2 separate regions of the Homo sapiens genome follow, and region 1 is linked to region 2. A link is an interaction called in ENCODE POLR2A ChIA-PET data of the cell type or tissue named here. Cell type or tissue: PC-3. All regions are shown on one strand. Each heading gives the region's core, and the rest is flanking DNA. Links, peaks and the distances in the headings are about the cores only. Region 1 overlaps TM9SF2 (transmembrane 9 superfamily member 2). Region 2 has its middle 30 kb from the start of LINC01232.

Region 1 (15,163 bases), core at 3,018-11,017, 48 kb before region 2:
TTTGCTCACTGCTGTATCCCATCACAGTGCCTGGCACATGAAAGGTACTGAGCAAATGTGTTAACTGAGTGAATGAATATGAGTGCTTAGATCTGAGATGAGATTTTATGGTCCTATGAAATGTGGTTCCAGCTTCACATAATACACACAATGTCTTGCACTGTTGTTTTCCTGACCTAAACAGAAGTCAAATATAAAAGACGACAAAGCAGACTGGGATTTTATTTTGTTGCTGGTTGTTACCTCAGTTTTTACAGCAGATCTAAAATAAGATAAAGCTGGGTGTAGTGGTTCACACCTATAATCCCAGAACTTTGGGTGGCTAAGGCAGGAGGATTGCTTGAGCCCAGGAGTTCAAGACCAGCCTGGGCAACATAGTGAGACCCTGTCTCTCCAAAAAATAAAAAAATTACCTGGGCATGGTGGGCATATCTGTAGTTCCAGCTACTCAGGAGGCTGAGGTGAGAGGATTTATTGAGCCTGGGAGTTCAAGGCTGCAGTGAGCCGTGGCCCAGCCCAGGCCACAGCGTGAGACTCAAAAAAGAAATAAATAAATACATACATAAAGATAAAAATCCTTGAAAATAAAGAATCAATAGTGAAATGAAAAATGTTGGTCAATACATTTATGGCTGGCTTACACCTTGGCCTTAAAATGTGCCTGCTCTGTCCCTTTAAGTTTGGGGCTTAGAGAATTTGTTTTAGTACAGATATGGATCCTGAAACATTCCAGAAGACTCAGGGAAAATGTTGGGTACACAATTTCTCCATTCTAAAGCTCTCCTTTTATTATATTTAACCTCAACTTCTACAACAAAGGATTAAATCTGAAAAGCACTAGGCCCCAAAAAGGGTCCTGTGTATGAGCAAGGAACAGTCCTTGCACAGAAACAGAAATGTGCCCAATGACATCCTACTAAGGGGAGTAACCTGCCTTCAAAGTCTGCCCCAAAGGGCAACACCTCCCCATGGGTTTGAGTATTTTGCTGGGTTTCCTTCTGTTTCCTGCTAGGGACTCCTGCTGTCTTCCCAGTTCACTAAGGGCATTACTGATATTCTTCCCACCCATCATTTCTCAAGGGCAAGACATAAGTAGAGAGATGGGGCTGAGAGGCTGCTGGAATATTTAAGATTGTAAAATTTAAAAAGCATGCCTGAAAACAGTCATCTGCTATAAGAAGAATGCAATACCATTCAAAGTAATCTTCCAAATACCCCAAGAGGGAAGAGGTGTTTCGCAAGTTACATGCCTGCCCTGCTCAATGGCACCCATGTCCATACACTTTGAGTTCCTTCCTCCTCAATGACTTCATCCCATTAGGCCTTTGAATCTACTGTGTTTAGGAAACTTTAAAAGTTACTGGCAATTTTAGGGTAGACAATTTCAGATTAGAATATTTGAAAGGGGCCGGGCATGGTGGCTCATGCCTGTAATCTCAGCACTTTGTGAGGTCGAGACAGGCAGATCACCTGAGGTCAAGAGTTTGAGACTAGCTTGGCCAACTTGGCAAAACCCCATCTCTACGAAAAATACAAAAATTAGCTGGGCATAGTGACACACGCCTGTAATTCCAGCTACTTGGGAGGCTGAGGCAGGAGAATCACTTGAACCCAGGAGGCGGAGGTTACAGTGAGCTGAGATCTTGCCACTGCACTCCAGCCTGAGCAATAGAGTGACACTCTGTCTCGAAAAAGAAAAAAAAAGTATTTGAAAGGCGTCAGACGGCGGCTCACGTCTATGTCTATAATCCCAACCCTTTGGAAGGCTGAGGCAGAAGGATTGCTTGAAGCCAGAAGTTCAGGACAAGCCTGGGCAACAGAGTGAGACCCTGTCTCTATAAAAAATTTAAAAATTGGCTGGATGTGGTGGTATGCATCTGTAGTCCTAGCCACTCAGGGGAGTGAGACAGGAGGATCACTTGAGACTAGGAGTCTGAGGCTGCAGTAACCTATGATTGTGCCACGTCACTCCAGCCTGGGTGACAGAGCAAGGCTCCATCTCTTAAAAAAAGAAAAGAAAAAAAAAGAATATTTGAAGAGGATATATTTACAGTCAAAACCAATCAACTTGTAGTGGATTAAATTTGCACAGTGATGTTTCTTTTCCCCCAGGGCTTCACAGTGTAGGTGCAGGTGCTGGAGGGAGTAAGACGGTTGGTGAGATGAATCTAGGCTTCGGGATTTGCTGGACAGATAATAAATGTTGTGCTCCATGTAATAAAATGTCGAGGGAGATGGGGGTGCCTCGTGAGAAAGCAGGGAAGGTGGCTATGGATGAGGTCTAAGACATAGCAGAGACGCGAAGCCAGGAGAGGAAGCTGTCGGGCTGGGGAATAACACCTGGAGTCAAGTTAGAGCCATCAGAACACACATTCTCATGTGGACAGATGCCCATGGTAGAGAGTTAAAGGAAAAATGCAAAGTGTGGCATATAGTATGTTAAAACAAATAAGTAAATCTAATCTATTTAATGTAAGCTTATAGGTGTATGAAAATTTTCAGGAAATTTTAATAACAAACTGTGAAGTGGAACTGCACATTTATTATTATTTATTCTTTTGCATCATTTAATTTTTTTATATGGTGATACATTATTATAATAAACTACTTTAATGTTTCTAAAAGCAAAAGACCATTGTTCTTTGTACAGTAGGAGAACAGATACAAAACAAACAGGGATTATGCAATGTGGAAGGATAATAGGCTTAAAAGATAACAGATTTAAAGGCAAAAGAATTCTGAGAGATGATGAAGTACATATGTTGAAAAGAATACCTTATATTGTGCTTAGTTTGGTTTAACTGGTGTTCGAAAAATGTACCAAAGATGTTCCAAATACATCAAAATAGAAAGGTTAGGCTAGGCATACTGGCTCAAATCTGTAATCTCAACACTTTGGGAGGCCGAGGCGGGCAAATCACTTGAGTTCAGGAGTTTGAGACCAGCCTGACCAATATGTTGGAACCCCATCTCTACTAAAAATACAAAAAGTTGGCTGGGCATGGTGCCATGCACCTATAGTCCCAGCTACTCGGGAAGCTGAGGCACGAGAATTGCTTGAACCCGGGAGGCAGAGGTTGCAGTGAGCTGAGATCTCACCACTACACTGCAGCCTGGGCGACAGAGCAAGACTCTGTCTGGAAAAAAAAAAGAAAGATTAGCTTCCAAAAATCCCAGTGCGGGAGCCCAGGCAGCATTGTACGTGCTAACGGAGAGTGTCTCTAGATACTGCTGGAAAACAGGGGGAAAGAGACACAGAGCAGCTGAGACAACCTCTCATGACTGGAAGCTGGGTTCCAGGACCCGGGTTTCAGGACCCTCTGTAAAGGAGGCAGAGCATCTGAGCCCTGCCCTTTAAGCCACCGTCTTAACATTCCTAACATTAGTTGCGTGAATGTTCATTAAGACAGACTTATCAATGACACACTGTGAGAAGGAGAAGGATCCTTCTAACTTTGATTTTAAGAACCTATTCCTAGATGAAAAAGAGAAATGAACTCCTCCTTAGCAATGATAGCTGAGTTATCTCAGGCTTTTCTTAAATAACAAAAACAAAAGCTGTAAGTAAATAATTATTATGTAACACTAAATACAAACCTTATATGGTGAAGGTTCAATTCTTTCCCCGAATAGTACCTGACCAAGATTTTCAGATGGGCGCTTTCCTTCTGATGCTTGGCAAAAATCAAACCTGGGAGAAGAATATTTAAATTTTTACACATAAAAGGGAACGATGAAATATCAAACACCTAGCCAATCTTGAGAGCAGATTAGGTACTGATCATTGTAGCAGCTCTAGTAGATGAGTAAGAAATCTATCCATACTCCAAGTCCTATGTACCACATCTCTCCTCATAAAAAAACAAAACACCTAAAATTATGCCTTCGAATATTTTTTTCTAAATAACATTCTCTTATTAGAATGCATATTACAATATCTTTTAATTGACTCATTATAATTCATTTTTGTTCACTCCAATAATAAAATTATTTAGATCCTTATTATTCAAGCAAATTTTGCATAACTTATCTCCTTGCTATTATCTAATTCAAATCTTTAATTAAAAATGACATTTCAGTAATGTATGTCAAGTCTACCTGCAGTTGTCTCATCTCAGTACACTTGCCAACACATCCCAATATGTGAAGCATGGCTAAAAAGACCCTCTGTGAAGAGTGCTGTGGAGAAGATGTAGTCAGTCACCTATAAGATTCCCTGTGTTGTAATTCCCTTGTATTACTAACCAACTTTAATAAAGTTCTGTTTAAACATTACAGCTTAATTTCAGCTTTGCCACAGAAAATTAAAGGGCAGTTCTGTGCTCACTCTGGAATGATATGGGGAATATCTGAGATCAGTACAGTAATAGTAACAGATTAGTGAGATTCCTAAAGAGGAAGGTGGGTCTCTGGTGATTAAAAAAAAAAAAAAACTGGGGCTGGGAAGTTCCCAAATGAAGATTCTCCACAGATCCACTGACTTTTCCTAAGAATATCCACAAAGATTTAAAGATGTTTAACAAAACAAAAACTGGAAAAAAATTTAAGTATCCAATAATTAGATGAATTATAGTCTACCCATTCATGTCTTCTGTATTCTTTTCTTAGACATACTTAGATATATGAATTCTTTAGGATAGTCGTAACTTTTTTGTGTATACTTTTCTCTACAGCAAACTATTTTCTTTTAAAACTCTTAAACAGCTGAGAAATTAAACTAAATTTTAGCAACAGTTTTAGACCCAATATGGTATACAATGGTCAAATGAATAAAGGATATTCATGCAGCGTTTTTCACAATATCAAAAAACTGGGCCAGGCACAATGGCTCATGCCTGTAATCCCAGCACCTTGGGAGGCCAAGGTGTAAGGATCACTTGAACCCAAGAGTTTAAGGACAGCCTGGACAACAGAGTGGTACTCCATCACCACAAAAAATTAAAAAAAAAAAAAAAAAAAAAAATTAGCTGGGCATGGTTGCACACGCCTGTAGTCCCAGCTATTCAGGAGGCTGAGATGAGAGGATCACCTAAGCCCAGGATGTTGTGGCTGCAGTGAGCCATGATCGTGCCACTGCACTCCAGCCTGGGCAACAGAGCAAGACCTTGTCTCAAAAGCAAACAAAGAACCTGGAAATAATCAAATGTTGGTAAATAGGAAACTAGTGAAAGTAAGTGTACATGGAATCTATACAATTTCTAAAATGGAAATAATAACAGCTACTAAAAAGAGTGAGGTAGCTATGTATTGACATGGAAAGATGCCCACAATGTATTCAATGAGAAAAACAAGGTGCCAATCAAAAATAATAGTATGGGCCAGGTGCAGTGGCTCACGCCTGTAATCCCATCACTTTGGGAGGCCAAGGTGGGTGAATCATTTGAGCCCAGGAGTTTGAGACCAGCCTGGCTAACATGGTGAAACCCATCTCTACCAAAAATACAAAACTTAGCCAGACGTGGTGGCATGCATCTATAATCCCAGCTACTTGCGAGGCTGAGGCAGGAGATTCGCCTGAACGCGGGAGGCAGAGGTTGCAGCAAGCCAAGATTGCGCCACTGTACTTGAGCCTGGGCAATACAGTGAGACTCTGTCTCAAAAAAATAAAAATAAAAATAAATACTATGAATCTACTTCTGTTTAAAACAAAAATGTATAAATGTGATTATATAGATTAGACTATTTATTCAGAGAAAAAATGTGGAGGTAGACATCAAAGTAGTTATTTCTGGGAACTGATTATGTGGGACATAAAAATTTTGTTTAAAAATATGTGGAGCTATTTATAATTTTAAAATGTTAAGAAAACAAAATAGCTTTTTGTTTAGTCAGATAAAAAAAGAAATCCATTGTTTAGTCAGTGCTTCTGTTGTATTACAAAGAAACATTAAAAAAAAGATCACATTTTTAACCACACCTTGGAAGAGTACACCTTAAAAAATATTTTCAGGCTTGTCCATAACTGTGAGAAAACAAAGTTCTCAATGTACAAAATTCTGATGAGTCACATAAAATTTTATATAAAAGCCAAGCTGAAAAACTTACGCTGTGTATTCATAAGGAAGAACTGATTCCACTGAATCAAGTCTGTTCACAAATAGTTCTATTTCGGCCTGAAAATAAGGAAACACAAAATTAGAATATAAACAACAGGACACAAAGCCTTAAGTCATGCTTAGAATTAAAAAAGAATTTGACATGTCTGAAATGTAAAATGTTATAATTCCAGTCAACTTTAAACAATTCTCTTACAAATCCATTCACTGACTGGATTTATATACATTTAAAATATACCAAAGTAAGGCCAGGAATGGTGGCTCACACCTGTAATGCCAGCCCCTTAGGAGGCTGAGGTGGGAGATCACTTGAGGCCAGGAGTTTGTGACTAGCCCGGGCAATACAGCGAGACCCCGTTCCTACAAAAATTTTTTTTTAATTTTTTAAAATTAGCTGGGCACAATGGCATGAGCCTGTATTCCTAGCTACTTGTGAGGCTGAGGCAGGAAGATCACTTGAGCCCAGGAGTTTGAAGTTACAGTGAGCTATGATGGCGCCACTGCACTCCAGCCTGGGTGACAGAGCAAGGCTGTGTCTTAAAATTTTTTTAAATAATTAATTTTAAAAATACACAAATAATTTTCAGAGTTGCAAATGTCTCCAATAGTTTTTAAATGCTTTCTAAATTTTCTAAAAAATTAATAAGATATTTTAACTAAAAGCATTTATCATATTAATATAGATGCTGTTTTTAAAAATCTGGTTTCCAAATTTGGTATTACACTCTGCAGCACAAAAATTTTTAAACAAATTTTTTTAGCATTTTCACAGCAAGCAACCAAGAAATGCTGCCAAGTTGGTTAGAAATTTCTAGATTAACTATACTGGAAATACAATTCCATGCACATGTACTCTTAAACACACAGGGATAGCCAATGACCACATGGTCTAACTTTGAAGGACCTCTTCCATCAATTTAAGAACACTGAACTACAAGGTAGTAGCAGTGAAGAAGGTGGCAATGACCAGATCAAGCTCAACAACAGGGTAGAGGGAGATAAGCTGTATCAACTTCCTGGGAAATATAGGCTAATTTTAAGCTACACTTTCCTACTGAAGCTTCCAAAATTTCTCCCAGGTGTAGCTGAAGTCCTACAGGACCCATAACACTGACCCACCCTCTCAAAAAAGGAGCTCAGGCTACTCATGACAGAATTTACTAGCTGAAGAAGCCAGCAAGTCACGTGTGCCCTGAAGTACCTTTGGTGCTAATCAAAAAATGATTAAGAGCTGTTCAGCTGGGACAAGTATTTATTTTATAGAGTTAGAGCTGTACACTGCCTTTGGACTAGTCATGAGGCTTCTGGGAGTGCCACGGAGCCACACTTGTCATTTTGATTTCACTTACTAGTGCTGTCAACAGTCCTCTACACTTGCTAACATCCCCCAAAGCAAGACGAGACGGTTGGTGTACAATCAAAACAAATCAATAGTCCACTGCCACCAGAAAGGCAGCAAAACACAGCAGGCAAGATTACAGGTTCTGTGGTCAAACTGCCTGGGTTCAAATCCCGGGGCCATCACTTGTCTAACTGTGTGACTGTGGTCAAATTATTAAACATTTGACCACATGGGTCAAATGTGCTTCATGGGTGCTTCAGTTTCCTTAACTGCAAAATGAGGATAACAGTATTTCTCGGCTGGGCACAGTGGCTCATGCCTGTAACCCCAGCACTTTGGGAGGCCAAGGCGGGCGGATCACCTGAGGTCAGGAGATTGAGACCAGCCTGGTCAACATGGCGAAACCCCGTTTCTACTAAAAATACAAAATTAGCCGGGTGTATTGGCACATACCTGTAATCCCAGCTACTGGGGAGGCTGGGGCAGGAGAATTGCTTGAACCCTGGAGGCAGAGGTTGCAGTGAGCCAAGATCACACCACTACACTCCAGCCTGGGCAACAGAGCGAAACTCCGTTTCAAAAAAAAAAAAAAAACCAGTATTTCTCATAGGGATAGGGAGATTAAATAAGTTAACGTTTACAAAGTACTCCAAATAGTGCCTGACACATGAAATGCTATGCATTTGTTAAAATAAAACCAAATAAATTTAGTAATATTCAGAAGAGGGAAGTGTTCATCCACTAAAATGCTCACCCAATATTCATGCTATACAACAGAGGGCATTAGCCTTTGCATGTAATACCGACAACAGCATCATATGTGGCCCCTACACCTCTACTCAAGTGAAATTATAATGCAACAGCAACACAGACTTCAACACAGCTAACAAGGTAATAGGACATGATATTGTAGCAATACAGCATGCTTGAATTAACACAAATACATACAACCGTTGTGAAGACAAAATTCCCATTTAATGGCTTCCTTTGCCAAAATAATTTCCACTAATTAGAAAGGGTCAACACTGCTATGAAGATATGTCAGAATTCAAATGATCCATTTAACATAAAGAAGACTGAAGGGTCTCCAAAATACTAGTCCAGTTCCTATCTCTCGATTTCCTTCTAGGAAGGAATGCAGCTATTATACTCTACACAACTTTTCTATGTTTTGTTTTTCAAAATCTGTACAGCACTGTCAACACATAAGCCATGTCCCTCTTGCTACAATTAAGCGTATTCCTCACTCTCAACCTTTCTCAGCACGAAATGATTAAGAAGCAAGACTCTGAAGCTAGGCTGTGTGGGTTTAAATCCTGCCTCTGACACTAGTTGTGTGATTCTAGGCAAGTTTCTTCACTTCCCTGTTCCTCAACGTTCTGATCTGTAGAACAGAAGTGATAATAATCCCTACTTCAAGAAGTTTTTGAGAAGATTCAAGAGCAGCACCTGGCATAAAGTACCGTATTTACTATTACATAGCCATGTCCAGCAGAGTTTTAAGCAATGATGGAAATGTTCTTCAAATATGGTGGCCACCAGCCACATGTGGCTATTGGGCACTTGGAATGCAGTCAATGTAGCTGAAGAACTGAATTTTAAGTTGTATTTAATTAAATGTAAATAGTCCCAGGAGGCTAACGGCCTCTGTGTTAGACCAGAAACAGAAAGAACAGCACGGGAAAGAACAGCATGATGCTCAGCACCCTTTACGGCCATGTGTCACTTAACGACAGGGATGTGTTTGGAGAAACGTGTTATTAGGGGATTTTGTTGTGGGACTATCACAGAGCATACCCACACAAATCTAGATGGTGTAGCCTACTACACACCTGGGGGTATATATATGGTGTGGTCCATCACATACTTAAACAACATGGGATTGTACTAAATACTGTGGGCAACTGTTAACACAATGGTATTTGTGTAGCTAAACACATCTAAACATAGAATAGGTACAATCAAAATGCAGTCTAAAAGGAGAAAATGTTACACCTGCATAGGGCACTTACCATGAATAGAACTTGCAAGGCTGGAAGCTGCTCTGGGTGAGTGAGCGGTGAATGAATGTGAAGGCCTAGGACACTACTGTACACAACTGTAGACTTACACACTGTAAACTTAGGCTATGCTAAATTTTTTAAAAATAAGGTAATTACACTGTGATGTTACAATGGCTATGATGTCACTAGGCAATAGGAATTTTTAGCTCCATTATCATCTTATAAGGCCACTGGTCTGTCGTTGACCAAAACGTTATGCGGTTCATGACTGTATACAGTGTTTCTTCATCTATTTAACATTTTTCCTCTAGCCACTACAATCTTTTCTTTTCCTGGAAAAATGACGCTAATTTTATTAGTCTATCCAAGAGGCTGGCAAACTTTTCCTGTAAAGGGCCAGAGAGTAATGTCTTAGGCTTTACAGGACATTGGGTCTCTGCCACTGCCGTAGTGCAAAAGCAGCCGTAGACACTACATCCACAAGTGAGCATGGCTGTAGCCCAATAAAACTTTCACTTACGGCACTGATATTTTATTCTCATGTAATTTTCACTCATCCCTAAATATTATCCTTCTTTTGATTTGTTTTCTCCAACCACTTAAAAATGTAAAAATAATTCTTAGCCTGAAGGCCCTATAAAAACAAGCAGTAAGCTGGATTAGAATTCTAGTACTTCCTTCAGCACTGTTTTCCAGGTATTTTTCACTATTATTTGAATTCAAATCTCAGAGGGTCGAACACAAGGCATAAAGTTTGAAAGCCTGAGGCCATGTGAAAAATTTTAGGACACTGTCTCAGGGCATATAAATTTAGGGTAAATGTTTCTCCCATTTCTACCCAATTGATGAAGTAATACAAATTTTTGCTTAGCTTATGATGTCCTCTCTGAAGTTTCATGGGACAACTTTTGGCTCTAAGAGTCTAAGATTGAGGGAAAACATTATTCTCATTTTCTGCACTCTCTCCTATCTCCTTTGAGTCTCAATCTTCTGAATCACCTATCTCCTTGATCATGCCAGCTGCTCTTCTCAGGACCTTGCCCTATTCTCATATCCTTCTTAAAAGGCATGTCATAGAGAATTACAGCAAAGTTTAAGATTTACATGTTAAAGTTTCATGTAAGTATAGAATAACACTGTTACTTTCATTAGCCTTTCTACCCAGAAGCTTAAATTCTTCATGGACAGTTCTTTATTTCCTTCCTATGTTCTAAACTGACAGCTTGGAGCTCATCATCTCAAAAACATGGTAACTGTTTCTCTTCAGATATACTTTCTCAATTTGTCCTTGAGCAAATTAATTTACTTTTTGCTGTCTCATATAACTTGAAGAGAGCTTCTGAAAATATATTTTCATTAGCTTTACATTATGCTACATACAGAGATTTGTACCACTAGCAAATTAAAGTATTTCATGTGCATTCTCTTTTCTAAATTTAAAACCCAAATTAGCCTCAAGCACCAGTCCTGGAAATCTCCACTGTCAGCACTCCCCATGGATTTCTCTCACTCCACCTCACTCAGCCCTTAAGCCAACCCAAGCCACACTTCCTTTAAATTCCATTTTAACCTTTAAAAAACAATGTTGTCAAAACTTTAGAAATCAAACTCATTGGCTCCTTCTAAAACTACAGCAAATCTTCCAGTAACTCTAGAGACCAGGAAAACTTCTTTTCCAGAAACCATGTTAATCTTCTGTTTATAAAACTTGGTGTCATTTAAACCAATTACTATCACTCTTATTCCATTTCAGTACATAGCCCACGGGGGGTTTTCACACCCTTTCCTCCCTCATTTTCTTATCTACATGTTATTAGTTTTTATCCATCTACGTTTGGCATTTCATCTAATATCTAATACCCATTAAATGTACCTTATTTGTCAACCCTTCCTGATCTGATGAAGCAGCTTCCAATTCTCCTTAGAAAGAATGTATCATCAGAATGCTGGGTTCACTTCAAATCCTAGGTCTACTTTTATTAAGTGCTCTTGGGCAAGTAATAATTTTGAATGTGGGAACTGAATGATATCATAATAAAATAGAAAACAGTACACGCAGAAGCTGGTCCATAATTGGCACACAATAACTATAACAAATAATAAACATAGCAGCTGTAATCTATTATCTTAAAGAAACTGCCATTCCTGAGTCTGAATAAAGGTTTATCAGCATAAGGGTTTCTGTGAAAGGCTCTTCCTTCCTCTCGTCTCCCATCCATCCAAGTAGTGCAACTAGGCTATTCCAGTGTTTTTAAAGGACACTAAGACAGTCAGCCTTCTGAACCTTATTAATGCCTATCCATTATACTTGTCCTGGCCACTAGTCTAGGGAAAAGGAAGATAATAACTATCACGCACAATTCTGATAGTAGCCTCATGAACTAGGGATTCCTTGCTTCTTTAACACGAGGAAACAAGTTAAAAAGCTGGACTGCAGAAACAAAGTAGGTAAACTCAACTGTTGCTACCGTAACTTTTTATTTCTGATGCTTTTATTCCTCTACTTTTCTTCCTTCTTGTCTCTTCTGACACCTTTCCACACTACTTTTGTAAGAAAGTCTATCATAGATATCAACACTAAATTATGGACCTATTTTTGATGTTCAGCAAAGTAATCAAACACAGCTTGAATATTCAGTTCATCTTAGCTTTCACAGCACTTTTATTCTTCCTTTTCTAAATTGTGAGGATCTGAAATTTCAAGAATTACCATCTCACACATGCTGAGGAATGTGAAGTCAATTAAAATTAAAGTCAACCTTAACACAGAATATAGAATACAGCCATTTACAATATATTTGTAAATATGCTACATTTGCAATAACTCTAAATATCAACTCTTGCAGCAAGACAAAGAAATTTCAAAAGTGTCATAAGAATGAGATCCTCCTAATATGTCAGTGGAACAATTGTTAAAAATTGGAAGAAAGGAAATGAGACTGCCGGGGAGTTTATATAGTTCAATAAAGAGCTTCAAGCTGAACCATGTGAAAGTATGCCACAGATGTCATGACATTCACCCCTATAAAACATAAATACACACAAATAAGACAAGTATGAAAAAATGTAAACAACTGTTGATTCTAGGTGGTCTAGGTGAGTGAAAGGTGATCATTACACTACTCTTTCAACTTTTTGAATTTTGAAAACTGTCACAATTAAAAGCCAGAAAAAGGGCTTTGAAGTTGAGAGTAGACCTTAGTCTCACTGTAAAGCAACAGAAGGCAAACAAAAACAATAAGAAAGATTTAAAAAGTAAAATTTAGGGTGGAAAAGTGTTCCAGGAGCAGGAACGATGATCTCAGGAGAAGCCAATTTATTAAATAGGAAAAAAATAGTAGAATTTGCAATATATTTGAAAACCAAAGAACATTTACAACAACAGATCCTGAAGACCACGAGAAACTCAATCAGCCAATACATGTATTTAATGCCCACAAAGTCCTATACTAGACATTTTGGATGACAAAATAATACAAATTCATGAACACTTGCCTTCAAAGAATTTATAATCCAGATGGAAACACAACGCATGTGTTTGAATATATGTCCTTGTCTAAATCTCATGTCAAATTGTATTCTCCAGTGTTGGAGGTGGAGCTTGCTGGGAGGTGACTGGATCATGAGGGTGAATTTCTAATGAATGGTTTAGCACCATCTCTCTTGGTGCTGTCCTCCTGATAATGAGTTCTTGTGAGATCTGGTTGTTTGTAAAGTGTGGCACCTGCCCCCACTCTCTCTTGCTCCTGTGTAACCATATGACACGCCTGCTCCTGCTTCATCTCCTGCCATGAGTAAAAGCTTCCTGAGGCCTCCCCAGAAGCAGAGTGATGTCGGTGCATGCTTGTACAGCCTGCAGAATCGTGAGCCAATTAAACCTCTTTTCTTTATAAATTACCCAGTCTCAGGTATTTCTTTATAGCAATGCAAGAAGAGCCTAACAAAGAAAATTGGTGCCGAGGATGGGGTGTTGTTATAAAGATACCTGAAAATGTGGAACTGGTTTTGGAACTGGGAAACAGGCAGAGTTTGGAGGGCTCAGAAGAAGATAGGAAGATGAGGCAAAGTTTGGAACTTCTTAAGAGACTGTTTAAATGGTTGTGACCAAAACATTGATAGTGATATGGACAGTAAAGTCAGGCTGCTGAGGTCTGAGATGGAAATGAGAAGGTTACTGGGAACTTGTGCAAAGGTCACACGTGTTACGTCTCAGCAAAGAGCTTGACTTGCATTCTATTCATGCCCTAGGGATCTGTGGAACTCTGCACTAAAGAGTGACAACCTAGTATATATGGTAGAAGAAATTTTTAAGCAGCAAAGTATTCAAGAGGTAACCTGGCTGCTTCTAACAGCCTATCTTAGCTGAAGGGTCAAATAAATGATTTAAAGCTGGAATTTATATTTAAACAGGAAGCAGAGCACAAACATTCAGAAAATTTGCAGCCTAACCATGTGGCAAAGAAAAAAAAAGTTTTTTCTGGAGAGAAATTCAAGCAGGCTGTGGGGCAACCGCATGCTACAGATATCTGCATAACTAAAAGGGAGCCAAGTGCTAATATCCAAGACTACGGGGAAAAGGCTTCAAAGGTATTTCAGAGACCTTTGCAGCAGCCCCTCCCACCACAGGCCCAGAGGCCCAGGAGGACTGAATGGGTTTATAGGTCAGACCCAGGGCCCCACTGCCCTGTGCAGCCTTGGGATCCCAGCATTCAGGCCACTCCAGCTCCAGCCATGGCTCAAAGAGGCTGAGGTACAGCTTGGGCTGCCATTTACAGAATGCAAGCCGTAAGTCTTGGTGGCTTCCATGTGGTGTTAAGCCTGCAGGCACACAGAGTTCAAGAGCGAAGAATGCTTGGCAGCCTCTGCCTAGATTTCAGAGGATGAGAAAACCTGGGTGCCCAGGTAGAAGCCTGCTGCAGGGATGGAGCCCCCACAAAGCACCTTTAGTAGGGCAGTGTGGAGGGGAAATGTGGTGTTGGAGCCCCATTCAGAGTCCCCGCCAGGGTACTGCCTAGTGGAGCTGTGAGAAGGGGGACATTGTCCTCCAGACTCCAGAATAGTAGATTCATTGGCAGCTTACACCCTGTGCCTGGAAAAGCTACAGGCACTGAACAACCTGTGAGAACAGCTGTGGGGGTTGAACCTTGTAAAGCTACAATGGTGGAGCTGCCCAAGGCCTGGGAATATTTACCCAATGCCTATAGCCCCTTTGTGTCTTGGAAGTAAGTAACTTGTTTTTGCTTTTTTATTTTACAGGCTCATAGGTAGAAGGGACTTTCCTTGTCTCAAATGAGACTTGGGCTTGGGACTTTTGAATTAATGCTGCAGTCAGTTAAGATTTTGGGAGACTATTAGGAAGGCATGATTGTATTTTGCAATATAAGAAGGACATGAGATTTGAGTATTTTTCCCCACTCAAATCTTATGTCAAGCTGTAATCCCTAATGCTGGAGGTAGGGCCTGGTGGGAGGTGACTAGATCATGGGGGTAGATGTCTAATGAATGGGTTGGCACCACTCCCTTGGTGCTGCCCTCATGATGGTGAGTGAGTCCTTGTGAGATCTGCTTGTTGTAAAGTGTGGCATCTCGCTCAACAGAAAACTCTTTCACTCCTGCTTTTACCATGTGACATGCCTGCTCCTGCTTCACCTTCTGCCATGAGTAAAAATTTCCTGAGGTTCCCACTAGAAGTCGAGCGATGTCCGTGCCATGCTTGTACAGCCTGCAGAACTGTGGGCCAATTAAACATCTTTTCTTTATAA
Region 2 (15,163 bases), core at 4,295-12,294:
CATACACACACGTACACACACATGCACACACATGCACACATACACATATGCACACACACATGCATACATACACACACGCACACATACACACACACTTCTTGAATGTTAGCTTTTAATTAAGCTGACTTTTCATCATTGAGCTCCTTTAAAAAAAATCTTTTAAGATCTCATCACCATATTTCAGCTAGGACAAATTGCTGCTATTTCAGAAGTACAGCCATTGCTCTCTTGGTTGGGCCTCGCTAGCAAAAAGGTGGCCTTGTTATGTAAATAAAGTCCCTTAGTAGTCAAAATGAAAAATCTTTCCTCTTTTTTTTTGGTTTCCTTTTCCGGCCGTTTTTCTCCCCCACCATACCACCTTTTGTGTGTGTGTGGGGGGGGGGTGGCGGGGTGGAATTTAGCCACTTCAGAGGCCTTGTTCCCCATAATTTGGAACTTTCCTTTGGATTTGATCAAGCCGGATAGAGTTGATCAAACCCAGTGGGAAAAAGACTGAAACAACAACAAGAACAGAAACAAACGACAACAACAAAAAACGCAGTTAAGCAAAACAAATGATCGCACAACTTATACAACTATTGAGCGCTCTAGTGGTGAGGAGAAATTAAGACAAGCTGGTTGTTAATCTTAACTTTAGCCAAGACAAACCCCAATTCAGTTACTTACCTAGGGATGGGTCTCAGGCTGAAGACTGCTCTCTATCACCCTAAAAGCAGGAAAAAACCCTCATCCTTCTTGTTGGAAGTGAGCTCAAACTCCATAAAGGAGTTACCTGCCTTCCGTTGTCATGGAAGCAGGAAAAACTTGCCTTCCTTGTTGGAAGCAAGTAAAACTCAAAAGAAAAAGGGAGTTGTACAGCAAAATAAACTTTAGATCTTGACCAAATTTTGGGAGATCAGGGATTCTCTGGAGGGGGTTCTCCCAGACCTCAGCAAATTGTCCTATTGGCTTGAGCCATAAAATTAGCTCATGCTGGTTCCAAGCACCAATAGATTTGTCAAAGGTCAGGGGCACCTCCGCTCAGAATCCCTTCATGGTTACCAAAACTTGAACCCAGAAAATTTGAGACAGGTCTCAGTTAAATTAGAAAGTTTATTTTGCCAACATTGAGGACACACACTTGTGACACAGCCTCAGGAGGTCCTGATGACATGTGGCCAAAATGCTCAGAGCACAGTATGCTTTTATACATTTTAGGGAGACATGAGACATCAATCAACGTATGTAAGGTGAACGTTGGTTCAGTCCAGAAAGACGGGACAACTCAAAGTGGGGAGGGGGCGTCCAGGTCATAGGTAGATAAGAGACAAATGGTTCCATTCTTTTGGGTTTCTGGTTAGCCTCTCCAAAGAAGGTAATCAGATATGCATTTATCTCAGTGAGCAGAGGGGTGACTGAATAGAACGGGAGACAGGTTTGCCCTAAGCAGTTCCCAGCTTGACTTTTCCTTTTAACTTAGTGATTTTTGGGGCCCCAAGATATTTTCCTTTTACACACTTTTAAACAACCACATCTCGCGAGGACAGTACCAAGAGAATGATATTTAACCATTCATGAGAAATCTGCACCCATGATCCAATCACCTCCCACCAAGCCCCATCTCCAACACTGGGGATTACATTTCAACATGAGATTTGGATAGGGACAACATCCAAACTATATCAGACTGGGTCTTGCTCTGTTGCTTAGGCGGGAAGTTTGACAGTTTCCTACAAAGTTAAACATACACTTACCATATGACCCATTAATCCCACTCCTAGGTATTTAAACCCTAGAGAAATGAAAGCTTATGCTCACACGAAAATTTGTGTGTAACTACTTATAGCAGCTTTATTCACAATCACCAAAATTGGAAACAACACAAATGCCTTTCAACCAGTAAATGAATAAACAAACCATGGGAACAGTCATACAATGGAATAGTACTTAGCAATAAAAAGGAATGAACTATTGATACATACAACACCACGGATTAATGTCATACACACTGAGTCTTAGGAGGTTACATTCTCTATGACTCTATTTATACGACATTTCAAAAACCTAACACCACAGTGACTGAAAACAGATCAGTAGATGCAGAGATTCAAGGGAGGGAGGTGTGACTATCGAGGTATATAAGAGGGGATTTTGAGGGGGTGATAGAACTGTTGGATAGTCTGATTTTGGTGGGGGCCACACAAATCTATACATATCTTAAAATTCACAGGAAGATTTTTTAAAATATACATATATATTTAAACAAAAAAGAATGGAAAGACACACGTGAAAATACCAACAGTGGGTTATTTCTTTGCAGTTGAATAAAGGTGATAGTTGAATAAAGGTGATTCCCCCCTTTTGACTATGTAATATTTCTATTTTTAGAAATAATGAACACACGTTTTCTTTGTAAAGAGATGTCATCGGCCGGGCGTGGTGGCCCATGCCTGCAATCCCAGCACTTTGGGAGGCCAAGGCAGGCGGATCACCTAAGGTTGGGAGTTCAATACCAGCCTGACAAACATGGAGAAACCCCATCTCTACTAAAAATACAAAATTAGCTGGGCATGGTGGCGCATGCCTGTAATCCCAGCTACTTGGGAGGCTGAGGCAGGAGAATCGCTTGAACCCAGGAGGCAGAGGTTGCGATGAGCCAAGATCGCACCATTGCACTCCAGCCTAGGCAACAAGAGCAAAACTCCATCTCAAAAAAAAAAAAAGAGAGATGTCGTCGTATAGAAAGGTAATATATATATTTATTTACGTATGTAAATGCATTTTGCTATTGGACTAACTTGAGTGATGCCTGGCCTTGTTTCATACTGGTTCAGCCTTCTGTGGGTAAAGGAGCTTCACCCCATTACTGGAGAAACATCTTTTGGATGAGATGTTTCTTTTACTTATAGAAGAACTGGCAGTGCTCTCATCTCTCCATCAATCTTCTGCTTTGCCATGGGCCATAGCGTGAAAAGTGCTGGCCTCCACTGCCTCATTAGGTTTCCCATTAGCATCCATTAACCAACAACTTTCATTTCTTGGTGTGCAGCCAGCATTCCTTAGGAAATGAAAAAAACATCGACGTGATGATGCCATCATCGACTAAATATCGGCTTCCCGTCCTCATCAAGTCTGGATTGTCTTGCAGGACTTTCATCAAGTATTAAGTATTAGGAAGCTGCCAGGAGTTCCAATGGCACTTGGCTTATTTGATTTTGCTTCACAAAAATAAACAAAGTTACACTGGGCGAAATTTTTAAATTGTTTTATCCAAAGATCTAGAGAGAAGAATGTAAACCAAGTGCATTTGGCCTCCTTAGTCAGTTTTTGCAGCACCCACGACAGAATTCTGAGATTCTGAGGAGCAGCATGGACCTCAGATGCACACCCCTAAGGGAAGATGGCAGTCAACACTCCCAGCCACGCTGGGGGATCCCAGCCTCCCGCATCCATTCCTGCCATGACTACCAGCAGTAAGTGAGGCCACAGGCATCCCACAGGGCAATGCTGTTTTTCAAAAATCCACAGTTGTTATCAGACACTATGCTTCAAGTTGGCAATTTGGTAGAGCAATTGTCTGCCTTTGAGAATGACACCACACAGCACAAAGATATCACTAAAGCCATTAACAGGCATTTGTAACCTCTTAAAGATTTGGCCTCGACTCCCATTATTAGTTCTGGAACCTAAAATAAAATCAAATAATTCTTTTTTTTGTTTGTTTGTTTGTTTTGTTTTTTTCAGGATGGAATTTTGCTCTTGTCGCCCAGGCTAGAGTGCAATGGCACGATCTCGGTTCACTGCAACCTCCACCTTCTGGGTTCAAGTGATTCTCCTGCTTCAGCCTCCCGAGTAGCTGGGCTTACAGGCACGTGCCACCACACCCAGCTAATTTTTGTATTTTTAGTAGAGATGGGGTTTCACCACATTGGCCAGGCCACTCTCAAACTCCTGACTTCAGGTGATCCACCCGCCTCAGCCTCCCAAAGTGCTGGGATTATAGGCGTGAGCCACCACTCCTGGCCCACAATCAAATAATTCTACATGCTTCAACAGCTACCCAAATATATATGTTAGTGCACAGGAAATAATCTGGAAGGATACACAACAGCTTAGTGAAAGCAGGTATTAAGATTGGAAGCGAGAAGACTTTAAATTTATCTATAACTCTTGAAGTTATTTATATTATTTGTGTAATTTAAAATTAATTTAAAACAACCTAAGTTTTAGAATCTTTTTTTTTTTTTTTTTTTTTTGAGACAAGGTCTTGTTCTGCCCCCAAGGCTGGAGTGCAGTGGTGGGAACACAGCTCATTGTAGCCTTGACCTCCTGGCTCAAGTGATCCTCCCAATTCAGTCTCCCAAGGAGCTGGGACTACAGGTATGTGCCACCATGCCCAGCTGTCTTTTAAATTTTTTGTGGCGACAGGACCTTGCTGTGTTGTTCAGGCTGGTCTGGAACTTCTGGGCTCAAGTGATCTTCCCACCTTGGACTCCCAATGTGGTGGAATTGTAGGCATGAGCTATCACACCTGGCTAGAATCTTGTTTTTTTTTTTTGTTTTAAAGATGAATAAATTCACCATTTTCTTGTTGTATAAGAGCAGGTGTTCTGAGGAGTTAAAGACAGATAGATTTGAGAGGAGTAAGGATCTTCCTTTACTTCCTTAGCTGTGGAAGTCTTGAGGGTTACACAGCACCCAAAGAAGGAACTGGGGTTTTATTGGCACTGAATAGGGAAGGGAGCTTGGTAGTGGAGAGGACCTTGGAGAAGTGGTGCAATGGGAGTCGATTTCTGGAGAGACTCAAATAGTCCTCAGATGGGACTGTCTGTTCTTCCTGCTGAGTGAATGTGAAAAGGAAGAATACCCAGAAATAAAGGGAAGAGAAAAAAGAGCACTAGGCAAAGGAGAAGAGAGGAGATTGGGAGGGCGCCTGTGGAGGGCAGTTTATGAAGACAGGAAATCAAGCAGCTGGCCACGGTAGGGGACAGACTCAGAACCATCCCCACCATAGGAGGGTGGAGATTTCACATAAAGGAGCTTCAGGGGCTGTATAAGGCCTTAGAGAAAGAGCATCACTCAAGCTGTGTGCCAGCTCAAAGGAAGATAGTGGCTTTTCCCTCCTTCCTTCCCTCCCTTCCTTCCTTCCTTCCTTCCTTCCTTCCTTCCTTCCTTCCCTCTCCTCCCTCCCTTCCTTCCTTCCCTCTCCTCCCTCCCTTCCTTCCTTCTTTCCTTCCTTCCTTTCTTATTTCCCCTTCCTTCCTTTCTTCCTTCCTTCCATCTCCTTCCTTCCTTCCATTCTCCTTCCTTCACTTCCTCCTTCTTCCTTCTCTTCTTCCTACCTTCCTTCCCTTCTTTCTTCCTTTCTCTTTCCTTCTCTTCCTTCCTCCCTCTTCCTTCCCTCTTTCCTGTATTTTTTCCTTCCTTCCTACTCTCCTTCCTTCCTTCTCTCCTTCCTTCTTTCCTTTTTTTGGAGAATCCAGAATGAGGACGTTTCAAAGAGGCCATGCCAGATAATGCAATGATCTTTTATTAGGAAATTACAGTCAGTGATTCAGTGCAGGAAAATGAGTCACTATATTAGGCTAAAAGCAATAGAAATTCACAAAAGTAACAGGGATGAATGTTCTACCAGGAAGGGAACAAGTTACTAAAATAAAATGCCATTGTTCTTAAATATAACCCACTTCTAACTGTGCAAGATTTCCAACTGAGAAATTTGAACTCCCTGATGATGCCCTTAAATTCTACTATTGTTTTTATGCTGGGTACAATGTGACATATTTTAATAAAAAAAGTAATATAATATTTCATATGACCCTCTTTTGTATACATAATTGTATTTTCCCCCTTTATTAAAATTTAATATATATATATATATTTTTTTCTTGAGACGGAGTCTTGCTGTGTCGCTCAGACTGGAGTGCAGTGGCATTATCTCAGCTCACTGCAACCTCTGCCTCCTGGGTTCAAGCAATTCTCCTGCCTCAGCCTCCTGAGTAGCTGGGATTACAGGTGCGCACCACCACCATGCCCGGCTAATTTTTTGTATTTTTAGTAGAGACGAGGTTTCACCCTGTTAGTCAGGCTGTTCTCGAACTCCTGACCTCGTGATCCATCCACATCGGCCTCCCAAAGTGCTGGGATTACAAGCATGAGCCACCATGCCCAGCCCTAAAATTTAATATATTACTGTCCAAGACATTATTAAAATGACGTGCATACTCGGTGTCTCTCAGAAAATAAAGTTCCAAGAATGATGATGGGTCATTTGACATTTGAAGAAAAGCATCTGTTTTTGAGAAAATTTTCTTTCCTTAACACATTTATTCATTGAATTCACTCACTCTTTCAGGTGTTTTGCATAGTTCTCTCTGGTAATAAAGTGAAGGAAATTTACCTGAAGATCAAGACTGTTTCTTGGCCGGGCACGGTGGCTCACGCCTGTAACCCCAGCACTTGAGAGGCCAAGGCAGGCAGATCACTTAAGGTCAGGAGTTTGAGACCAGCCTGGCCAACATGGTGAAACCCCGTCTCTACTAAAAATACAAAAAAATTAGCCAGGCGTGGTAGCACGTGCCTGTAATCCCAGCTACATGGGAGGCTGAGGCAGGAGAATCGATTGAACCCAGGAGGCAGAGGTTGCAGTGAGCTGAGATCGCCCCAAAGCACACTCCAGCCTGGGCGACAGAGTGAGATGCTGTCTTAAAAAAAAAAAAAAAGGACTGTAAAGACTGTTTCTTGTAAGTTGCATTGTCATCATAAAGCTGGATAGGGACTCAGAGCCCCCAGTGGCATTGAGGACACAGAGCTTGAGAGAGAGAATTATATGGTGGGGGACATAAGAGAACAAGCCTAGTTCATAAAAATTACTTTCCTAGGATTCCCGATATTAACTCTTTCCAGCTCCCTGAAGAGAATTGTAAAGGTTTCCATTCTGTTGAATAGAAAACATGAACCGAGTGAGGTGCTCTGCTAGGGAGCTGTGGGAGATGCCAGGCCGGTAGTGTAGTTGTTGTCCTCTGGGAGTTTGCAATAAAATAGGGGAGAAGAAGGTTTTGGTCTGGTTTTTTTGAGACAGGATCTTGCTCTATTATCCGGGCTGGGGTGAAGTGACACCATCACAGCTCATTGTAGCCTTGACCTCCTGGGCTCAAGCAATCCTCCCAGTTCAGCCTCCCAAGTAGCTGGGACTACAAGTGCATGCCACTGTGCCCAGCGGGCTCTCACTATGTTGCCTAGTCTGGTCTTGAACTCCTGGCTTCAAGGGATCCTCCCACTTTGCCACCCCAAAGCACTGGGATTATAGGCTTATATGAGCCACCACACTCAGCCAAGAAAAGACTTTTGATCAAGACTCTCATTAGAGACAAGCAATGGAAGTGCAATAATTAGGGGCACAAACAAAGTACAACTGGTCAACTGCAAGATAAAGAAATATAGTCATTTGACCAGGTAGGTCTAGGAAGTCAGTGAGTAGGATGTTAGCAGGTCTCTGAAGGTGGTTAGAATGTTGACCGATGAGGTACTGAGAGAAAAAAGGGAAGAGATTCCTGTGCTGGATCAGGCACAGAAGATGAAGAATGCAGGGTGTAGAATGGCTTGTTTAATTGGCCTGGCCTTGGGAGCCAGATGGTGTGAAAGGGAGGGGCATGTAGTGAATGGTGATGCTGAGAAAACCAGCGGGAGGCAGATGCAGTGTCTTGAAGCCCTTTTGGATCTTAGTATTTATTGTAATGGAGCGCCACTGAAGGTTTTCAAGGAAAGAAATGACAGATTGATATGTGTTCTTTAGAAAGACAGCCCCTGGCAGGAGTGTCTAGAATAGACTGTTGCAACAGAGCCATGACTTGCACAATGCCAAGGAGACCATTCACAACTCCATGCAGTGCAATGTGAATGGTGCCTTTTGGAATTATGTGGTGGGCAGCCCCAGGGAGTGGAGATGTCAGAGACAGAGTGATAGAGGTAGCAAGTAGGGATCTTCGATTGCAAGCAACAGAAACCGACCCTAATTAACTTAAGGAGGAAAAAATACATTGGAAGGATGGGGGTCATTCAAAGAGTTAAAAGATAAGAAAATACTTAGAGGAATCAGAGCTACTTCATAGATCTAATGGAGAATCTCTTCAGGATATTGCCATGGGGACAAATTACTTTCCATCACTTCCAGTCTTTTTGACACTCTACTCAAGAGTCAAGTTCCAGGGAGAGAGGATGATTGATTTATTTAAGGTCATGTGCTCTCTCCTTGGCCAAGAGACTATAAGGGCATCTTGGCCGAGTGCTGTGGAGCCCCTGGGAACAGTTTTCAGGTGTGGTTTGGCCAATTTCTTTTTTTGTTTGTTTTTGCTTTGGCCAATTTCTGTGAGACAGCACTGCAAAGATACCATCTCAATACTTGGCACAAAGGAAGTCCTGAAAAAAGTGATATTTTCCCCCTTTTCCCTGCAGGGAATCTTTGCAAATGTACCCCTTTACTTGAGATAAAGCATTTTTATTTATTTGTTTATTTATTTATTTATTGGAGATGGAGTCTCCTTCTGTCGCCAGGCTGGAGTGCAGCGGCACGATCTCAGCTCACTGCAACCTCTGCCTCCCGGGTTCAAGCAATTGTCCTGCCTCAGCCTCCTGAGTAGCTGGGACTACAGGCGTGTGCCACCACGCCCAGCTAATTTTTGTGTTTTTAGTAGAGACGGGGTTTCACCATGTTGACCAGGATGGTTTCGATCTCTTGACCTCATGATCTGCCCACCTCGGCCTCCCAAAGTGCTGGGATTACAGGCGTGAGCCACCTCACCCACCCTGAAATAAAGCATTTTAAAACATGCTCAAAGATTGAAAAAAGCTCTATAAGGAAAAACATGTTTATCATATATATATATATGAGCGGTTGCTGTGGAGCTAGCTGAGTTCCCTCTGTTTGCAGTGACTAACTTTATTAAGGCATTAGCAAACCTTGTTCCAGGAAAGCCTTGCCTTTCGAATGAAAATATCCAGGATTGGGTGAACATAGCTTGAGTCGCCCTATTTGGGTAATGACTCAGATTAGATATCCAGCTCTCAGTAATGTTAGTGTTTGCTTGGGTTTATGAAATATTTTATTGATCTAGGCATTTTGCTTTTTTTTTTTATTCTCCACCTGTTTGTGGGTAGATTTTTATGACTGGTATCAAATTCCTTATTTTACACGTGGACCTATATTTCATGCTTGATATTTGATAAAGGAAATTGAGCTGTTCTTTCTATTGCTTTAAGAGCAGTAGATCCTGGGGGTGAATGCTGTTGTGTGACACATCAAGACCAGCAAAAGCACAAGAGAAATGAGCTTTGAAAAGAGAGGTAATTACCTAAAATTAGATAAAGCCAAAACTGTTCTGTTAGGTAAATCCTGCTGCTAAATTGCCTTTAGCAAGCTAAGCATGGGATAATATTATGTTCTACCAAAAAAAAAAAAAAAAATCTAAAACCTTAGCCACAGGAAAGTGTGCTGAATATCAAGTGTTTTCAAGCGTTCTCTTATTTTTCTTTATTACTTTCCTGACTTGAAAAAAGACATGGCAAAGTGTAGTGACAATTGATTTAGGGCATGGGAAAGGGTGACCCGATTTTTAAAAATGTTCTCATAAATCAACAAATTAGTCTCCTTGAGATCATGAAGTGATGTTTCTGAGAAATTAGTGGCCTCATTCTGGAACCTAGTGGACAGGCTGTGTTTTCAAAACTAACAGCTTGTTCTAGTTGCCTTGCTTTAGTTGAAGGCTTAGTACCTCTACCAAAAGCTTCAAAGTAACGCAGGCATTGAGCTTCCCCAAGAAAAGGGCAGTAAAACAAACAATGTAGAAGCAAAGAACCAGGTGTCTTGGCAACATTGTAATTATGGCTGCTTGTGACGTTCTACAGGGATTTCTTCTTCAGGACTATGAATTTGGCCCATCAGGAGAACTTTGGCTAGCTAATACCTGCTGGGGAAATGTATGGGATCAGATCTCTGATTTATGAGATCCCTTCCAAGTGGGATCTGATAAATTATTAAAATAATAATTTTGAAATCTGTAACAATTTGAGAAAATACTTATGTCATAATGTTCCATGAAAGAAGCAAGATTTAAAAAATAAACTTTTCCGTGATTACAACTGTGTAATAATTATGGATATGTACAAACAAAGTCTCTAAAACAATAGCTAAAAATGAAAAAGGCCAGGTGTGGTGGCTCACGCCTGTAATCCCAGCACTTTGGGAGGCTGAGGAGGGAAGATAGCTACAGCCTGTGTTCAAGACTAGCCTGTTCCCATCAGCAGTAGACTGGATAAAGAAAATGTGGTGCCTGTACACCATGGAATACTACACAGACATGAAAAAGAATGAGATCATGTCCTTTGCAGAAGCACAGACGGAGCTGGAGGCTATCATCCTATGCGAACTAACATAGGAGCAGAAAACCAAATGCCATATGTTCTCACTTATAAGGGGGAGCTAAAGAGTGAGTAGATACGGACACAAAGAAGGGAAAGACAGACACTCGGGCCTACTTGAGGGTGGAGGGTTGGGGGAGGGTGAGGATCAAAAAACTACCTATTGAGGGCCAGGCGCAGTGGCTCACGCCTGTAATCGCAGCACTTTGGGAGGCAGAGGCAGGCAGATCACCTGAGGTCAGGAGTTCAAGACCAGCTTGGCCAACATGATGAAACCCTGTCTCTACTAAAAATACAAAAATTAGCTGGGCATGGTGGCGCATGCCTGTAATCCCAGCTATTTGGGAGGTTGAGGTAGGAGAATCGCTTGAACCTGGGAGGTGGAGTTTTCAGTGAGCCGAGAATGCGCCACTGCACTCCAGCCTGGGCAACAGAGCAAGATTCCATCTCAAACAAACAAACAAACAAACAAACAAAAAACCAAAAAAAAAAACCAACAAACACACACAAACCCCAAAACCCTACCTATTGGGTACTAGGCTTATTTATTACTTGAGTGACAAAATAATCTGTACACCAAAACCCCATGACATGGAATTTACCTATATAACAAACTTGCACATGGACCCTTGAACCTAAAATAAAAGTTTTTTTAAAAAAAGACTAGCTTGAACAACATATAAAACAATTTAAAATTTTTTTTAAAAGAAAAACATTTAATTTCTGGGGAGATTTTAGAAAACGCTTAGTTGATTTTGCCTTAATTCTGTTGTAGTTGATGCAAAAAGCAAAAGAAAGGCAAGGTGACATTCAAAATATTTTGTATGCTGTATTCTACACTGTGGAGGCTGCTCTAATAAGCAGCTGTAGTAATTACAGAGGGCACCAGATGGTGGCATGTAAACACAGCTTAGAGAGCCAGGTGGGCACTGGGCTTTTCCCACTGGGGTTCCAGAGTGGCCTCTCCCCCTCCAAGGTCTGGGCCCAGTCTGTTTGGGGGAGTGTCAAATGCAGATGGGAGCTGTTGGAGGCCCAGAATGTTGCTGGAGAGGGGTAGACACCAGGGCAGCCCTTCAGAACGCCCTACCTCAGCCCAGAGCAATGGGTGTGTTGGAGGCACTTGATGTGTTCAGGCATCATCTCCAGGTTTTAACAAGTGGCACAGCTGTAACAACGCCAATGAGCTGATAGGAGCCCTGATTACCAACAGTCTTGAAAGAGAGGGCCTGAGAGAATGCTTGCAAAGTTCTTACTTAGTGTAATCCCAGCACATGGGAAAGACTCCATACACGCTGGCTGTTGTAATAGGATCACAGTCCTGCTTACACTTTTATTATTATCAATAGGCAAAAAGCACACACCCTAGAGATTTTTCGAGGTTCCTTGAGGAGAGGATGGATGTCAGGTGTGGCCATCAGCCCCAGCGCTGAGAAGGGCTTATACAGACAGAATCTTCAGGTGGTATGACGACTTAGCTTCCCTGGCCTTTCTCCCCACTTCTGCCCATCGGTCATTACCTACCTCAGGACCCTCTAGTCATTATCGTGGAGAGGGGGACAAAGGAGGAAAATGCAGGTAGTTGAACCTGAGAGATGGTGCCAAATTGTCTTTTAATAACAGTTTTTTCTTCGAAACAACACAGAAATGCATGTCTGCACACAACAGGGACAGGATCCAGGAATTAGGAAGCCCCAACAAGAGTGCCAGGGGCACCCCAGAAAACCAGACACAAGGCTATGGCTGACCTTCTAACCTTCTCACTTCGTAAAAACAGAAGAGAACAAGTTCCTTCCTCAACTTGATACGTTAGCGTTTCTTGTAAATACATTTCCTGTGTCTAGTTCATCTTACTTTATAAACACAGACATCTGCTTTCAGTTTTGTTAAGAATGTGCTAAGAAATTCAGTTGAAAAACGCAATAAAGGATCCACAGAGGTCTGTCCTCACAGAACGAATCAGTGTTCAAACTAGTTCTGGAGGGAGACATTCAACATAGAGATGCCACAGGGCTACAAGCCAGCATTCCTGCTCGCTGAAGAAAGGCAACACTCGACACCCATGACCATCGATCCCATCTATTGGGGTGGAGGGTGGGGAATGCCTTCCATTACAGACTCAGTGTGACCTGTCTTCCCCGTCCTCCCATGAGGAGTCAGAGCCTTGGGAAGATGCCTGCAGAGTCATCACCACTGCATCCTCATCATGACCTGTATCTGTAGATTTTTCTCCCTTCAAGTACTATAATTTCCCACTGAACTCCGCTCTTTCTATTGGCTGACATACAGTATGTGCTTACTATGTGCTAGACATTGTACTAAGCAGTTTACATGGATTATTTCACTCTATGCTATTAGGGAAATAGTCTTATTGTGTCCATTTTACAGATGGAAAAACTGAGGCTGTCGATGGATGGATGGATGGATGGATGGATAGATAGATAGATGAATGGTGGGTAAAGCTGAGATACAAACCCAGTCTTAACCATTAAAACTGCCTTTATGAATAATAATGTAAGACAAAATAAATTTGAACTTCTTTAATTCAAGTCTACTGATCGATAGTGATAAGTATAAAATAATAATCATATCAAACACTTATAACAATCTTATAAGATAGGAGCCATAATCATAACTGTTTTACAGAAATGCCTAAAGTATTACTGGCCCTTTCAATGAAACCACATGCAGAAGAAGGAGAAACATACACAGACACACAGGCACACAGAACAGAAGCAGTCACATGTGCATTTGGAGCTGGATGCAGAAGTATACTTACAGGCAGAAGCAGATTGCCTTAGGTTGAGCTGTTGTAACAAAATACCATAGACTGGAAGGTGTTAACCAGGTGGATAGATTATCCCTCTATCCATAGATGGCTTAAGGAACAGACATTCATTTCTCATAGTTCTGTAGCCTGGGAAGGTGCCAGCAGATCTGCTTCTTTTGAGAGCTCTTTCCTGGCTTGTAGACAGCCACCTTCCTGCTGCTGTGTGCTCACATGGCCCTTCCTTGGTTTATGTAAATGGGAAGAGAGAAAGCTCTGGTGCCCCCACTTATTATAAGGGCACTAATTTCACCATGTGGCTCCCATCCTTGTGGCCTAATCTAGGCCTAATTACCTCTGAAAAGTTCCACCTCCAAATGTCATCATATTGTGGGGTAGGGCATCAACATATACATTTTGTGGGGGATACAAACATTTAGCCCATAACATAGATCTTATGCGGAAATCACAGAGGGATAGCTACACACAGAAAGTGGATCCTAATCATCCATCCATCAATCCACCCTTCTATCCATTGATTCATATGGTCACTTACTTACCCACACATCTATCCATCCATCCATCCATCCATCCATCCATCCATCCATCCATCCATCCACCCATCCACCCATCCATCCACCCACCCATCCATCCACCCATCCATCCACCCATCCATCCACCCATCCATCCACCCATCCATCCACCCATCCATCCATCCATCCATCCATCCACCCATCCATCCATCCACCCATCCATCCACCCATCCATCCATCCATGCAATTAATGTTTGTTTGTTGTGCATCGCCCTGAAGCCAGCGAGACCACGAACCCACTGGGAGGAACGAACAACTCCAGACGCGCCGCCTTAAGAGCTGTAACACTCACCGCGAAGGTCTGCAGCTTCACTCCTGAAGCCAGCGAGACCACGAACCCACCAGAAGGAAGAAACTCCGAACACATCTGAACATCAGAAGGAACAAACTCTGGACACGCTGCCTTTAAGAACTGTAACACTCACCACGAGGGTCCGTGGCTTCGTTCTTGAAGTCAGTGAGACCAAGAACCCATCAATTCTGGACACGGCATGATCTCAGCTCACTGCAACCTCTGCTTCCTGGGCTCAAGCAATTCCCCTGCCCCAGCCTCCTGAGTAGCTAGGATTACAGGTGTGTGCCACCATGCCCAGCTAATTTTTGTATTTTTAGTAGAGACGGGGGTTTCACCATGTTGGTCAGGCTGGTCTCGAACTCCTGACCTCATGATCTGCCCACCTCGGCCTCCCAAAGCGCTGGGATTACAGGCATAAGCCACCTTTCACTACATATTCTGAAAGCTTAAACACCTGAGAGAACTCAGAAAGAAAACGCACATGGATTGAGAACAGCATTAAGTTCTTTCCCAATAAGTTATTTCCCAATTTATCTGCATTTGTCTGAGTAAAGAAATACATTTCTAGTTGCAAAGTGAAATTATAAGCAGGTTCTTTCCCTTCAAAATGATTTTTCATCCTTCCAAGAGCCAGTGGGAAAATATGGGAAGAATTCATTTCCAAACAAGGCAGTTAAAGGTTACAACTTCTAACCATCAGGAGCCAAAGCCTGCTCATGCATGCTGATGGTGGACAGGGATTCAGGGGTCCTCAGGGAACTCATGTCCCCCCTCCTCTGGTCAGTGGAGGATCATTGCATTGACCAGCGAACCTCAGCAGTTTCAATGTAGCAATGCAGATGTCCATGGGCTGTGCTGCTGAGATGGCCTTTGGGTCTTCCCTCTTATGAGAGGGCTGAGTGTGGCCCTTATCCTTCTAAAGAGAGGTCTACAAAGCAGCGGGGCTGGGGTTACAAATTCATAGAGAATAGGCAGACAACTATGGGCTGGAGATGTCCAGGAAAAAATATCCACTGGCCATTTAAAATACTAAGCCAGGAGCCAATCACATATTTATATTAAAAATAGCAAGCTGCCCAAATCCAAATGATTTATTGCAATCAAGTTGCAACAGCA

What was found. Peaks named below come from ENCODE experiments on the same cell type or tissue, not always from the same donor. Only the 100,000 strongest peaks of a DNase experiment are listed, where the experiment ranks them.
Region 1: POLR2A ChIA-PET joins it to region 2 with 7 read pairs; 13 of 35 experiments call an interaction of 5 or more read pairs at or near these places.

The regions. Positions count from the first base shown.
Region 1 is chr13:99,508,564-99,523,726 of GRCh38, reverse strand. TM9SF2 (transmembrane 9 superfamily member 2) reads right to left here. Exons shown (of 17, transcript NM_004800.3): 2 at 6,046-6,113; 3 at 3,598-3,691. Among named protein-coding and RNA genes, the nearest start is that of TM9SF2, 15 kb to the right of the region's middle. In PC-3, for the core only: no CTCF peak of the experiment used is centred there; no DNase peak of the experiment used is centred there; H3K27ac peaks cover 2,539 bases.
Region 2 is chr13:99,461,801-99,476,963 of GRCh38, reverse strand. No RefSeq gene overlaps it. Among named protein-coding and RNA genes, the nearest start is that of LINC01232, 30 kb to the left of the region's middle. In PC-3, for the core only: no CTCF peak of the experiment used is centred there; a DNase peak (open chromatin) is centred at 8,983; H3K4me3 peaks cover 287 bases; H3K27ac peaks cover 2,584 bases.